Regions from separate parts of the Homo sapiens genome. Here region 2 is linked to region 1. Evidence: read pairs that join two places in POLR2A ChIA-PET (ENCODE). Cell type or tissue: Caco-2. All regions are shown on one strand. Links, peaks and the distances in the headings refer to the core of each region. The heading gives the core; the rest is flanking DNA.

Region 1 (7,615 bases), core at 1,964-5,963:
AGTTATTAGCATGCGTTGGGGGAGAATCACAGAGTCATTGCCGAATATCCCAGTGGGATAAAGATGCTGATATACCCTGCTTCTTAGGGGAAAGGGCGATGGGAATCTCTCCTTTGATACTCAGCTGGAGCCAGACTCCTCCAGGAAGCCCCCCCTGACTTCCCACTCCTACAACGCACTACACTGGCCACTCCCTCCTCCTCGGCAGCACTGGACCCTGAGGAGAGGCGTCTCCCGATGGGCCACAGCAGGCACTTGATCACCCCAGGGCTAGCAGGAGATAGGGAGTGTGGATGATTTCAAGAGGACAGTGCATGATTTGGGGTGGGGAGGATTTTTTTTTTTTTTCTTTTTTTGAGACAGAGTCTCCGTCTGTCCCTAGGCTGAAGTGCAGTGGTGCAATCTCAGGTCACTGCAACCTCCGCCTCCCAGGTTCAAGCTATTTTCCTGCCTCAGCCTCCCTAGTAGCTGGGACCACAGGCGCCCACCACCACACCCAGCTAATTTTTGTATTTTTAGTAGAGATGGGGTTTCACCATGTTGGCCAGGCTGGTCTTGAACTCTTGACCTCAGATGATCCTTGTGCCTTGGCCTCCCAAAGTGCTGGGATTACAGACATGAGCCACTGCCCCTGGCCTGGGTGGGGAAGATTTAATGGGCTTAAAGAACATACAATGGCTCTGTTCTGTTCCATTGATCTATATCTCTGTTTTGGTACCAGTACCATGCTGTTTTGGTTACTGTAGCCTTGTAGTATAGTTTGAAGTCAGGTAGTGTGACGCCTCCAGCTTTGTTCTTTTGGCTTAGGATTGACTTGGCGATGCGGGCTCTTTTTTGGTTCCATATGAACTTTAAAGTAGTTTTTTCCAATTCTGTGAAGAAAGTCATTGGTAGCTTGATGGGGATGGCATTGAATCTGTAAATTACCTTGGGCAGTATGGCCATTTTCATGATATTGATTCTTCCTACCCATGAGCATGGAATGTTCTTCCATTTGTTTGTATCCTCTTTTATTTCCTTGAGCAGTGGTTTGTAGTTCTCCTTGAAGAGGTCCTTCACATCCCTTGTAAGTTGGATTCCTAGGTATTTTATTCTCTTTGAAGCAATTATGAATGGGAGTTCACTCATGATTTGGCTCTCTGTTTGTCTGTTGTTGGTGTATAAGAATGCTTGTGATTTTTGTACATTGATTTTGTATCCTGAGACTTTGCTGAAGTTGCTTATCAGCTTAAGGAGATTTTGGGCTGAGACAATGGGGTTTTCTAGATATACAATCATGTCATCTGCAAATAGGGACAATTTGACTTCCTCTTTTCCTAATTGAATACCCTTTATTTCCTTCTCCTGCCTAATTGCCCTGGCCAGAACTTCCAACTTTATGTTGAATAGGAGTGGTGAGAGAGGGCATCCCTGTCTTGTGCCAGTTTTCAAAGGGAATGCTTCCAGTTTTTGCCCATTCAGTATGATATTGGCTGTGGGTTTGTCATAGATAGCGAACAGAGCCCTCAGAATAACGCCACATGTCTACAACTATCTGATCTTTGACAAACCTGAGAAAAGCAATGGGGAAAGGATTCCCTATTTAATAAATGGTGCTGGGAAAACTGGCTAGCCATATGTAGAAAGCTGAAACTGGATGCCTTCCTTACACCTTATACAAAAATCAATTCAAGATGGATTAAAGACTTAAAACGTTCGACCTAAAACCATAAAAACCCTAGAAGAAAACCTAGGCAATACCATTCAGGACATAGGCACGGGCAAGGACTTCATGTCTAAAACACCAAAAGCAATGGCAACAAAAGCCAAAATTGACAAATGGGATCTAATTAAAGAGCTTCTGCACAGCAAAAGAAACTACCATCAGAGTGAACAGGCAACCTACAAAATGGGAGAAAATTTTCACAACCTACTCATCTGACAAAGGGCTAATATCCAGAATCTACAATGAACTCAAACAAATTTACAAGAAAAAAACAAACAACCCCATCAAAAAGTGGGCGAAGGACATGAACAGACACTTCTCAAAAGAAGACATTTATGCAGCCAAAAAACACATGAAAAAATGCTCATCATCACTGGCCATCAGAGAAATGCAAATCAAAACCACAATGAGATACCATCTCACACCAGTTAGAATGGCGATCATTAAAAAGTCAGGAAATAACAGGTGCTGGAGAGGATGTGGAGAAATAGGAACACTTTTACACTGTTGGTGGGACTGTGAACTAGTTCAACCACTGTGGAAGTCAGTGTGGCGATTCCTCAGGGATCTAGAACTAGAAATACCATTTGACCCAGCCATCCCATTACTGGGTATATACCCAAAGGACTATAAATCATGCTGCTATAAAGACACATGCACACGTATGTTTATTGCGGCATTATTCACAATAGCAAAGACTTGGAACCAACCCAAATGTCCAACAATGATAGACTGGATTAAGAAAATGTGGCACATATACACCATGGAATACTATGCAGCCATAAAAAATGATGAGTTCATGTCCTTTGTAGGGACATGGATGAAATTGGAAATCATCATTCTCAGTAAACTATCGCAAGAACAAAAAACCAAACACCGCATATTCTCACTCATAGGTGGGAATTGAACAATGAGAACACATGGACACAGGAAGGGGAACATCACACTCTGGTGACTGTTGTGGGGTGGCGGGAGGGGAGAGGGATAGCATTGGGAGATATACCTAATGCTAGGTGACAAGTTAGTGGGTGCAGCGCACCAGCATGGCACATGTATACATATGTAACTAACCTGCACATTGTGCACATGTACCCTAAAACTTAAAGTATAATTAAAAAAAAAAAAAAAAAACATACAATGGGCTGGGCCACGTGGCTCATGCCTATAATCCCAGCACTTCAGGAGGGCGAGGCAGGCAGATTATGAGATCCAGAGATCGAGACCATCCTGGCCAATATGGTGAAACCCCATCTCTACTAAAAATACAAAAATTATCTGGGCGTGGTGGCGAGCGCCTATAATCCCAGCTACTCGGGAGGCTGAGGCAGGATAATCACTTGAACCCGGGAGGCAGAGGTTGCAGTGAGTCGAGATTGCACAACTGCACTCCAGCCTGGGCGACAGAGTGAAACTCCATCTCAAAAAATAAAATTAAATACAATAAAACAAACAAGGAAACCATACAATGCCCTGGGACAAAGTCTGTTGGGCCTGAAGAGCAAACAGTAGATTGTGACAAGTCTGTCCAGGTGTGCTGACAGATTTCAGTCTTTCTTCCTGTGATAAGAGTTCAGTTAAGGAAGACTCACAGGAGGGACCAGAGCTCATTGTTTTCTTCTTTGGCAGGTCCAGACTTCAGGCAGATAGAGAACTTCAGAGAACAACTTCATCCTGAGCTCTGGCTGACAGATTGACACAGAGGCAGGGAGAGGTCATAGAGACCTTGTGGCTTCTTCTTCAGTTCAGTGCTATATTTTGGGGTATCAGTTTCTGATCCCCAGCAATAACTCATACTCTATAGTTCAACAGTAACCAGCCAGGCAAGGAGCAGTGGCTCACATCTGTAATCCTAGCACTTTGGGAGGCTGAGGCAAGAGGATCACTTGAGGCCAGGAGTTCGAGACCAGTCTGGGCAACATAGTGGAGCCTGTCTACACACACATACACACACACACACACACACACACATTTAGCCATGGCAGCATGCACCTGTAGTCCCAGCTACTCGGGAGACTGAGGCAAGAGGATCATTGGAGCCCTGGAGGTTGAGACTGCAGTGAGCCGTGATGGCACCACTGCACTCCAGCCCAGGCAACAGAGCAAGATCTCATCTCTAAAAAAAAAAAAAAAAAAAAGTATAGCCAATCACTAACACATGTTATTGAAACTGCATTTGCAAAAGTATAACCAAGGAAATTATGACAGTGAAAGAAATCAGAGGTAACCGACTCCATCTTGCTTCTAACCTTTAAGCTGTTCTTCTTCATTCCTGGGTGTAGGCTGAACTAACTTTGGGAAGGAACTCAGTTCATGGTTTGACTCTGAAACAAAATTGGTAACAGCCCTTTCCTGAAAAGACCCCCTTCTTGCCTAGGGACCAGTCCGCATTTGCAGGACTAACAAGATTAAAAATTACAGTTTAGGGGTCATGCTGCCTCTGGCTCCAAGAGTCTGAACCTCCCCAAATTGCTCCTGGGAATAACATCACTGTTGTAAAACTTAAGATCAGTGCTGGAGATATTTGGCAGTCCCTGCACTCCATGGATCAGCTGACACCACCCAGACTGCTAATCTGGTTCAACCAGTTGTGCCATCGCAGCCAGGAACAGAAGACAGCAAAAAAAAAAAAAAAAAAAAAAAAAAAAAACAACAACTAAAAACTCACTGCGGGCTGGGCACGGTGGCTCACGCCTGTAATCCCAGCACTTTGGGAGGCTGAGGCAGGCGGATCACCTGAGGTCAGGAGTTCGAGACCAGCCTGACCAACATGGAGAAACCTTGTCTCTACTAAAAATACAAAAATTAGCCAGATGTGGTGGTGCATGCCTGTAATCCCAGCTACTTAGGAGGCTGAGGCAGAAGAACGCTTGAACCCGGGATGTGGAGGTTGCAGTAAGCCGAGATTGCGCCATTGCACTCCAGCCTGGGCAACAAGAGTGAAACTCCATCTCGAAAAAAAAAAGAAAAAGAAAAACTCACTTCAACCCCCTGTGATTCCACCTCCAACCTGACCAATCAGCACTCCCCACTTCCCAAGCTCCTACCCGCCAAATTATCTTTAAAAATTCTGGGCCGGGCGCGGTGGCTCACACCTGTAATCCCAGCACTTTGGGAGGCCGAGGCGGGTGGATCACGAGGTCGGGAGATCGAGACCATCCTGGCTAACACGGTGAAACCCCGTCTCTACTAAAAATACAAAAAATTAGCCAGGCGTGGTGGTGGGTGCCTGTAGTCCCAGCTACTCGGGAGGCTGAGGCAGGAGAACAGCGTGAACCCAGGAGGCAGACCTTGAAATGAGCCGAGATCGCGCCACTGCACTCCAGCCTGGGCCTTCCAAGTAGCTGGGATTACAGGAGCGTGCCACCACGCCTGGCTAATTTTTGTATTTTTAGTAGAGATGGGATTTCATCATATTGGTCATGCTGGTCTTGAACTCCTGACCTCAGGTGATCCGCCCACCTCAGCCTCCCAAAGTGCTGGGATTACTGGCATGAGCCACTGCACCCAGCCAGTGTCTTTCTTTAGGTCGACAGTCCCTGTAACAATACACCAGAGGCATAGGTATAAAAATATGGTCTTACCTTTTTCATTAGTGTGGAAAATAAAGTGTGTGTGCAAGGTGAAAAAAAATCTAAACAATTCAGGGAACTAGCTGCTGGCTAGGGGACATTGAAGCTGTGCTCAGCCTTTTGCTTCTTTAAACACTTGTACTGTGTAAATAAGTTCAGATTAACCTGGAGGAGAAATTCACAGAAGTAGATTGGCTGGTTAAATGGCACAAGCATTTTCTATCTAGAGTTGTACCAGTTGACGCCGCCACCAACCTACAACAGAGCCTGGGTCCCCATGCAGTCACTGGCGTTTGGAGCCTTCACCTTTTTTGCTCTTTGCCAGATAGACAGAGCCTTCACCATGTTGCTGGGTGGTGTGACGTTTCCCAGAACTCCCTCCTGCGTGTTTCTGGTTAGGGTGAGCCACAAGAGATTCCCATGCAAGATTTGGCAGAAGTGAAACTTAAGTCATTTTCTTAGCTCGCTCTCCAGTCACGGCCACAGGCAGAGCCCAGGCCTGCAACTGTTCTGCCTTCCCTTGGATCTGCCTTCAACTGTGCCGACTCCTGGGCCAGATGTGTGACAAAAGGTCTCAGCTTTTCAGGAAACCCTTGTCACCCATGGCAACAAGATAGGACCACTCGTGGTGGCTCACACTCGTAGTCCCAGCTATTTGGGGGGCTGAGGTAGGAGGATCACTTGAGGCCAGGAGTTTCAGACCAGCCTGGCCAACATAGTAAGACCCCGTCTCTACTGAAAATACAAAATTAGCTCGGCGCAGTGGCACATGCCTGTAATCCCAGCACTTTGGGAGGCTGAGGCGGGTGGATCACCTGAGGTCAGGAGTTTGAGACCAGCATGACCAACATGGTGAAATCCCGACTCTACTAAAAATATTAGCTGGGCATGGTGGCGACGCCTGTAGTCCCAGCTACTCGGGAAGCTGAGGCAGGAGAATCGCTTGAACCCACTGGAGGTTTTGGTGAGCTGAGATTGCACCACTGTACTCCAGCCTGGGTAACAGAGCCAGACTCTGTCTCTAAATAAATAAATAGCCAGGCACACTGGTGCACGCCTGCAGTTCCAGCTACTCTAGGAGGCAGGGTGGGAGGATTGATTTAGCCTGGGATGTCAAAGCTGCAGTGAGCAGTGATCACAACACTGCATTCCACCCTGGGTGACAGAGTGGGACCCTGTCTTTAAAAAAAAAAAAAAGAAAGAAAAAGAAAATGCCAGTTTTTCTTTCTTTCTTTTTTTTTTTTTTTTTGAGACGGAGTTTCGCTCTTCTTGCCCAGGCTGGAGTGCAGTGGCACCATCTCAGCTCACTGCAACCTCCACCTCCTGGGTTCAAGCGATTCTCCTGCCTCAGCCTCCCGAGTAGCTGGGATTACAGGCATGTGCCACCATGCCCGGCTGATTTTTGTATTTTTAGTAGAGACGGGGTTTCACCATGTTGGTCAGGCTGGTCTTGAACTCCTGACTTCAAGTGATCCATCCACCTCAGCTTCCCAAAGTGCTGGGATTACAGGCAGGAGCCACCGTGCCCAGCTGAAAATGCCAGTTTTTCCTTTCTTTCTTTTTTTTTTTTTTGAGATGGAGTTTCGCTGGTCGGCCAGGCTGGAGTGCAATGGTGCAATCTCAGCTCACTGCAACCTCTGCCTCCTGGGTTCAAGCAATTCTCCCATCTCAGCCTCCTAAGTAGCTAGGATTACAGGTGCCCACCACCATGCCCAGCTATTTTTTGTATTTTTAGTAGAGATGGGGTTTCACCATGTTGGCCAGGCTGGTCTCGGAACTCCTGACCTCAGGTGATCCGCCCGTCTTGGCCTCCCAAAGTGCTGGGATTACAGGCGTAAGCCACTGTGCCCAACCCCAAATGCCAGTTTTTCAAAGTGGTTTTACAATTGACATTTGCACCAACAGCATGTGAGAGTTCTGTTGTGCCAGATTCTTTCCAACATTTGTTATTGTTGGTCTTTTTCTTTTTTTTTTTTTTTTTTTCTGAGACAGAGTTTTACTCTTGCTGCCCAGGCTGGAGTGCCATGGCATGATCTCGGCTCACTGCAACTTCCGCTTCCCAGGTTCAAATGATTCTCTTGCCTCGGCCTCCTGAGTAGCTAGGATTACAGGCGCGTGCCATCACGCCCGGCTAATTTTTGTATTTTTAGTAGAGATGAGGTTTCGCCATGTTGGTCAGGCTGGTCAGGAACTGCTGGCCTCAGGTGATCTGCTCGCCTCGGCCTCCCAAAGTGCTGGGATGACAGGTGTGAGCCACCACGCCTGGCTGGTCTCTTTCATTTTAGCCATTCTGATGGGTGTGCAATGATAGCACGTTATTGAATTAATTTGAGCTTTTCTT
Region 2 (7,233 bases), core at 3,234-7,233, 410 kb before region 1:
GCTGTGAGCACAGACAGTCCGCTGCCTGCCAGCTGTTGTCTGATCAAGCTGCTTAACTCCTCTGGGGCCCATTTCCTCATCCTGGAAATGAGGGTGATGATGGTGGAGTTGGTGAGAGGTTCCATCAGGGGCTAAGAGCAAGTCTGTGGAGCTGTTGCCAAGGTCCTAGCCTGCAACCAGTGCTAAGTACTTTTTTTTTTTTTTTTGAGATGGAGTCTCGCTCTGTCACCCAGGCTGGAGTGCTGTGGCACGATCTCGGCTCACTGCAAGCTCTGCCTCCCAGGTTCACGCCATTCTCCTGCCTCAGCCTCCCGAATAGCTGGGACTACAGGAGCCCGCCACCACGCCTGGCTAATTTTTTGTATTTTTAGTAGAGACGGGGTTTCACCGTGTTAGCCAGGATGGTCTCGATCTCCTGACCTCATGATCCGCCTGCCTCGGCCTCCCAAAGTGCTGGGATTACAGGCGTGAGCCACCAGGCCCGGCCAACCAGTGCTAAGTACTTATTAACAATAAGCCCAGGCCGGGCGCGGTGGCTCACGCCTGTAATCCCAGTACTTTGGGAGGCCGAGGCAGGTGGATCATGAGGTCAGGAGTTCAAGACCAGCCTGGCCAAGATGGATAAACCTCATCTCTACTAAAAATACAAAAATTAGCCAGGCGTGAGGCTGGGTGCGGTGGCGCATGCTTGTAATCCCAGCACTTTGGGAGGCCGAGGCAGGCGGATCACAAGGTCAGGAGATCGAGACCATCCTGGTAACATGGTGAAATCCCGTTTCTACTAAAAATACAAAAAAATTAGCCGGGCATGGCAGCAAGTGCCTGCAGTCCCAGCTACTCAGGAGGCTGAGTCAGGAGCATGGCATGAACCCGGAAGGCGGTGGTTGTAGTGAGCCCAGATCACACCACTGCACTCCAGCCTGGGCGATAGAGCGAGACTCTCTCTCAAAAAAAAAAAAAAAAAAATTAACCAGGCGTGGTGGCAGGCACCTGTAACCCCAGCTACTCGGGAGGCTGAGGCAGAGAATTGCTTGAACCCGGGAGGTGGAGGTTGTAGTGAGCCGAGATCGCGCCACTGCACTCCAGCCTGGGCAACAGAGTGAGACTCCATCTCAAAAAAACAAAACAAAAAACCAATAAGCCCAGAATCGGCCAGAACCCACAACCCAGTGAGACTGCGCTGTGCCAGGTAACCATGCAATAAGCAAGCTCGGAAATGGGGGGAAGCTGCTTCAGGGCCTCACGCCCTAAGTAGTTCCATAGCCTCCGTGTTCAGAAGGCCCCCCTTCATGGTGGGGTGTTCTTGATGCCTCAGCTCTGGGATCAGGAGCAGGGAGCGTTGGGACGCTGATCAGATCCCTGGGGTGTATGGAGCCTGGGAGAGCTGCCAAAGGCTGAGGGTGAGGTGGGGCCTGAGTGGCTGAGCTCCTACCCCAAATATGGCTGTGAGGAGGCTGCAGTTGCCCAGACCAGACAGGTGCTGAGTCTCTCAGCAAGCAGCACAGCTCCATCCCTCTCCTTCAGTGCAGGAAGGACACTTGGCTTCTGTGCGGTGTCCAGAGCCAGGCCTTAGCCTTAGGCCTGAGCCACCAGAGTCCTGGCCTGGCCTTGCCATGCCCTTGCTGGGTGACTTTGCAGGGTCTCCAACCTCTCTGAGCTTCTGCTTTTCTCATGCACAAGAACTGTAACTTCTGCCCTGGAGACTTATAGACAGGTAGCAGGATGTAGCTTAGGTCTGAATCGCCATCTGTGGTCCTGGGGCTTTGGCGAGTGGGGCTGGGCACCTGGTAATTAACTGTCCCCACCCTCCCCGCTTGAAGAAGGCAGGCAGATCACAGATCAGCTCCCACTGTACTCCTAGCCCTGGTGGGGTGTGACCAAAACCACCTCTGCTAGAAGCCAGGCCTCAGTGGCCAGGTGCCTTCCCGGGTGCTGGGCCTGTGCTAGGTGCTGTACATACCTCACCTTGTCCAGTCCACAAGTCAGTGTCACCCCCAGCAGTCAGGTTACACTGACTGAGGCCACACTGCAGGGCTACAGCCGCTCCACACTGGGGAGGAGGTGGGGGAAATCCTGGGCAGGAGAGAGGGCAGATCCTGCTCACATGACAGGGACAGGAGCATGACCCAGGTGTGTCTGAACTTAGCGGACACAGGAAGAAAGGGAGTTGGAAGCAAGTTTCTGTGGGGAGCAGGAGGAGGTTGCCTGGTGTTCCTTCGGAGGAAGCTTTTTGGGGTCCATTCCTGGAGTGTATGGCTCATAGCCAGTCCCAGTGTGCCCCCACCCCCAGACCTCATTGGCCTAAGTAGCTGGAGTAGGTGACAGGCAGCCCAGGGCCCTCCACGATGTGGGGGACAGCTTGATGCCTTGGAACAAGGTGCCAAGAAACCAGAGAGCCAGCCAGATGCCAAAGGGCCCTGCCATGTGCCGGTGCCCTTTCCCTCTCCATTTGCCCAGCCACACAGTGGGCTGGGGTTGCACGTGTGTTTGCTGACAGGCCACATCTCTAACTGTGGGCCATGTGGACCTTAGGCCTGACCAGACCCTCATGTCATCCTCCTGCCTAGGACGCCCACCACCTCCATGCCGAGAGGAGGGGGCCACAGCCCTGGCATGCAGCCCTGCCCAGTAGCCCGGCACCTGCCCCTGCCACGCAGGAAGCCCCCCGGCCTGCCAGCAGCCTCAGGCCTCCCCGCTGTGGCGTGCCCGACCCATCTGATGGGCTGAGTGCCCGCAACCGACAGAAGAGGTTCGTGCTTTCTGGCGGGCGCTGGGAGAAGACGGACCTCACCTACAGGTAGGGGCCTGGGAGCAGGACACTAGGATGCCACCTGTGTGTCCGTGGGTAAGCCAGCTGCCCTCACAGCTGCTGCTTGAGACACAGGCCAGGGTAGATCTTCGTGTCTAACAGACCTGTGTGTCCACTGAACCCCAGGGAGGTCATCTATGGGCAAACCCCCTGAAACCCCAACTTAGACACATACACATATGGAGACCCTCCCTCAGCAGAGGGGCAGAGCCTCCGTCATCATGCAAAGAGTCGCAGCACATGCCTGCGGACGGGTGTTCAGTCACTCAGGCAGCCTTTACAAGAGACCTGTGAGGACCAGGCTCTGGGACTCCACGGTGAATGAGGCAGACACAGCCCCATCCTCTGTGTCAGTCTGAGGTGGGTGTCAGCCATGTCATTGTCCAACTCTACCATCACAACTTGGGCTTCGAGCAGGTGGAGACAGTGGTAAGCGGGGAGAGGCAATAGTGGGCATCTCACTGGGTGACCTGGGAGGACCCTGGGCAGGTGATGGGGAAGCTGAGGCTCACACATCCTGCGGGTGGGGACCCAGCCTGAAGAATGGGCTGGTGTCACACAGCATTGGAGCTGAGACTGGGGTCTTTAGAATTTCCTAGGTGGGGGCCTGGGAACCAACAGGGGCTCAAGGAACCAAGGTGTCCCCACAGTAAGTGGCACTGTCAGGTCTAGGATGGGGGTCTCGGGACCCCTGGTCCTGGTTCTTTCCACTGAATTCAGACACTTGTATTTGCCTAAGTATGAGCAAACCACATACACATGTGCCCATGTGGCCAGGGAGACCAGTGCGCTGAAGCTGAGGCCCAGAGTACACCTGGCCTGTGTCCTGAGTGTTCACACACCCACCAAGCATCCAGGGGCAACTCCTGGTGCCTCAGCCATCGGGGGCTGTCCCTTCCCTGAGGCCCAGGCCCCTCCATCTCCCTCCAGGATCCTTCGGTTCCCATGGCAGTTGGTGCAGGAGCAGGTGCGGCAGACGATGGCAGAGGCCCTAAAGGTATGGAGCGATGTGACGCCACTCACCTTTACTGAGGTGCACGAGGGCCGTGCTGACATCATGATCGACTTCGCCAGGTGAATGGGCGGCCTGGGACCCCTCCGGGAACAGCCTCGCCTGCCAGCAGCCACTGACCCCGCCCCCACCCATCTGTAGGTACTGGCATGGGGACGACCTGCCGTTTGATGGGCCTGGGGGCATCCTGGCCCATGCCTTCTTCCCCAAGACTCACCGAGAAGGGGATGTCCACTTCGACTATGATGAGACCTGGACTATCGGGGATGACCAGGGTATGGGCTGGGGACCCATTTTCCAGATGGGGCAACCGAAGATCATAAAGAATGGGGACTCGCCAAGGTCACTGAGCTGGGGTCTGGAGCTGGATGTCCTGGGCAGGAGGTTCGGGGGTTGCTGAGCCACCTCCCTTTTTCAGGCACAGACCTGCTGCAGGTGGCAGCCCATGAATTTGGCCACGTGCTGGGGCTGCAGCACACAACAGCAGCCAAGGCCCTGATGTCCGCCTTCTACACCTTTCGCTACCCACTGAGTCTCAGCCCAGATGACTGCAGGGGCGTTCAACACCTATATGGCCAGCCCTGGCCCACTGTCACCTCCAGGACCCCAGCCCTGGGCCCCCAGGCTGGGATAGACACCAATGAGATTGCACCGCTGGAGGTGAGGCCCTGCCTGCCAGTCCCCCTACTCCTCTGCTGGCCACTGTGACTGCAGCATATGCCCTCAGCATGTGTCCCTCTCTCCCACCCCAGCCAGACGCCCCGCCAGATGCCTGTGAGGCCTCCTTTGACGCGGTCTCCACCATCCGAGGCGAGCTCTTTTTCTTCAAAGCGGGCTTTGTGTGGCGCCTCCGTGGGGGCCAGCTGCAGCCCGGCTACCCAGCATTGGCCTCTCGCCACTGGCAGGGACTGCCCAGCCCTGTGGACGCTGCCTTCGAGGATGCCCAGGGCCACATTTGGTTCTTCCAAGGTGAGTGGGGGTTGGGGATCTGCTCGAGAGACTTCCCAGAGCCAGGAATGTTATGGCCAAGGGCAGGAACAGACAGATGGATCCTTAGGGACACAGTGGATAGGGAGAGCTGCCCCAAAGCCTGGGGGCCGAGGGAGAGAGAGTGTGGTTTGTTCCTCAGGCACAGGTAGGAGGTTCTCGGAGGTGGCTCTTGAGATAGGAGCAGCGTGGAAGGGATTGCACGGTGGGGCCTCGTGTTGGTGCGTTCAACCCTCAGCCACCCCATGGGGCGGGGTTCTAGAGATGAGGCCTCTGGGGCCCCGAGGCAGTGAAGTGACTCACTGTGAGTGCAGCTGGGAAGAGGCAGGGCAGGGAATTGATCCAGGTCTATCATCCTAGAGCTGGGATTTCCATCCTCAACTGGCAGAGATGAGAGCCTGGAGCATTGCAGATGCCAGGGACTTCACAAATGAAGGCACAGCATGGGAAACCTGCGTGGGTTCCAGGGCAGTCCAGCCTGCAGGGGCCCAGGGAGTGGTCAGTAGGCATTTGTCACAGCCAAATGCCAGTGGAAGGAGCAGCCGCCCAGGCAGCCCTCTACTGATGAGAGTAACCTCACCCGTGCACTAGTTTACAGAGCATTCACTGCCCCAGCTTATCCCAGGCCTCCCGCTTCCCTCTGCGGGTGGGGTGCTGAGCAGGCATTATTGGCCTGCATGTTTTACTGATGAGGAAACTGAGGCTGGGAGAGTCTGTGGTAGGGGTCAAGCAGGTCCACAGTGGCGGGGCATGGCAGTGGTGGCTGGGCAGGTCCTTGCAGCCTTCCCTCTCCGGCAGGTGCTCAGTACTGGGTGTACGACGGTGAAAAGCCAGTCCTGGGCCCCGCACCCCTCACCGAGCTGGGCCTGGTGAGGTTCCCGGTCCATGCTGCCTTGGTCTGGGGTCCCGAGAAGAACAAGATCTACTTCTTCCGAGGCAGGGACTACTGGCGTTTCCACCCCAGCACCCGGCGTGTAGACAGTCCCGTGCCCCGCAGGGCCACTGACTGGAGAGGGGTGCCCTCTGAGATCGACGCTGCCTTCCAGGATGCTGATGGTGCGTTGGGGGTGAGGCAGCTGGTGGGAGGTGGGCACAGCAGCCGCTTCTCCCACCTGGTGGTGGCTGGGCTCCCACATGCCTGCCACAGGAAGTCTGGCTCTTCATCACAGGTCCTTTGTCCAGAGCCATCTGCCCTCCTCTCGGTGGCCGGCTAGTGCTACATTCCATATTGCAGATGAGGAAACTGAGGGTCAGAGAAGTGCAAGGTCTTACCCTGGTTTTTCAGCCACAGCCAGTAGAACAATAAACTGCTGTACACTGAGGGCCAACAATGCTCTAAGCTCCTTACTGGTCTCATCCAGTTCTCAGAACAGCCCTCTGATGTGACACCTGTTGTGAACCCAGTTTCCAGAGGAGCAAACAGAGGCTCAGGCAATGAGGCCCCTAACCTGGACTACCCTGGTGGTCCCTGCTCCTAACCACTGACCCACCCAGCCTCCCACAACCACAGGGGGCTAGAGCCAGTCCAGTGCTCCCTCCCCTGCTAGGCTCCTCTTCTGTGCTCTTTCTCCCACATCAGGACCCACTGGGAGAGCTATCCTAGGGTAGCCTCCAGCTCCAGGACTCCAGGGTGCCCGTCAATAGCCTGGCTAATTTAATAGATGCAGGAGAGAGTGATGTGGAGGGTGGTGGGGGCAACGGGACTTGCTTTCCTGAGAGGTGGGACTCAGGCCTCTGAGGCTCTGGGTACCTGTCAGGCTGGGTATTAGCCCAGCCCAGATTCCGGGGCAGGCAGAAGGGCTCCCTAGAGGGAAGAGAGGTTCTGAAAGGCCGGCCCTGGATCCTGCAGGACTCGAGGAACTCAGCAGTGGCCAAGGGCTTCCCACTCAGCCCTCCCTTAGTGCCCATCCCTGGGCACAGCCTGACAGGCAGGAGTAGGGCCCAGTGTCCGCTCGCCCAGGCTTGACCACCTTCTCTTCTCAGGCTATGCCTACTTCCTGCGCGGCCGCCTCTACTGGAAGTTTGACCCTGTGAAGGTGAAGGCTCTGGAAGGCTTCCCCCGTCTCGTGGGTCCTGACTTCTTTGGCTGTGCCGAGCCTGCCAACACTTTCCTCTGACCATGGCTTGGATGCCCTCAGGGGTGCTGACCCCTGCCAGGCCACGAATATCAGGCTAGAGACCCATGGCCATCTTTGTGGCTGTGGGCACCAGGCATGGGACTGAGCCCATGTCTCCTCAGGGGGATGGGGTGGGGTACAACCACCATGACAACTGCCGGGAGGGCCACGCAGGTCGTGGTCACCTGCCAGCGACTGTCTCAGACTGGGCAGGGAGGCTTTGGCATGACTTAAGAGGAAGGGCAGTCTTGGGCCCGCTATGCAGGTCCTGGCAAACCTGGCTGCCCTGTCTCCATCCCTGTCCCTCA

The links. ChIA-PET counts read pairs that join two places held together with the same protein. Peaks named below come from ENCODE experiments on the same cell type or tissue, not always from the same donor. Only the 100,000 strongest peaks of a DNase experiment are listed, where the experiment ranks them.
Region 2: POLR2A ChIA-PET joins it to region 1 with 6 read pairs; 2 of 35 experiments call an interaction of 5 or more read pairs at or near these places.

Annotation. Positions count from the first base shown.
Region 1 is chr22:24,192,559-24,200,173 of GRCh38, forward strand. No RefSeq gene overlaps it. Among named protein-coding and RNA genes, the nearest start is that of SUSD2, 15 kb to the left of the region's middle. RefSeq lists a silencer at 3,230-3,430 and enhancers at 5,502-5,551, 5,682-5,801. In Caco-2, for the core only: no CTCF peak of the experiment used is centred there; DNase peaks (open chromatin) are centred at 3,213 and 4,273.
Region 2 is chr22:23,776,620-23,783,852 of GRCh38, forward strand. MMP11 (matrix metallopeptidase 11) reads left to right here. Exons shown (of 8, transcript NM_005940.5): 2 at 2,568-2,797; 3 at 3,740-3,883; 4 at 3,963-4,096; 5 at 4,240-4,481; 6 at 4,574-4,790; 7 at 5,607-5,864; 8 at 6,792-7,233. The coding sequence ends at 6,925. Among named protein-coding and RNA genes, the nearest start is that of SMARCB1, 6.7 kb to the right of the region's middle. RefSeq lists an enhancer at 4,028-5,026. In Caco-2, for the core only: no CTCF peak of the experiment used is centred there; a DNase peak (open chromatin) is centred at 5,069.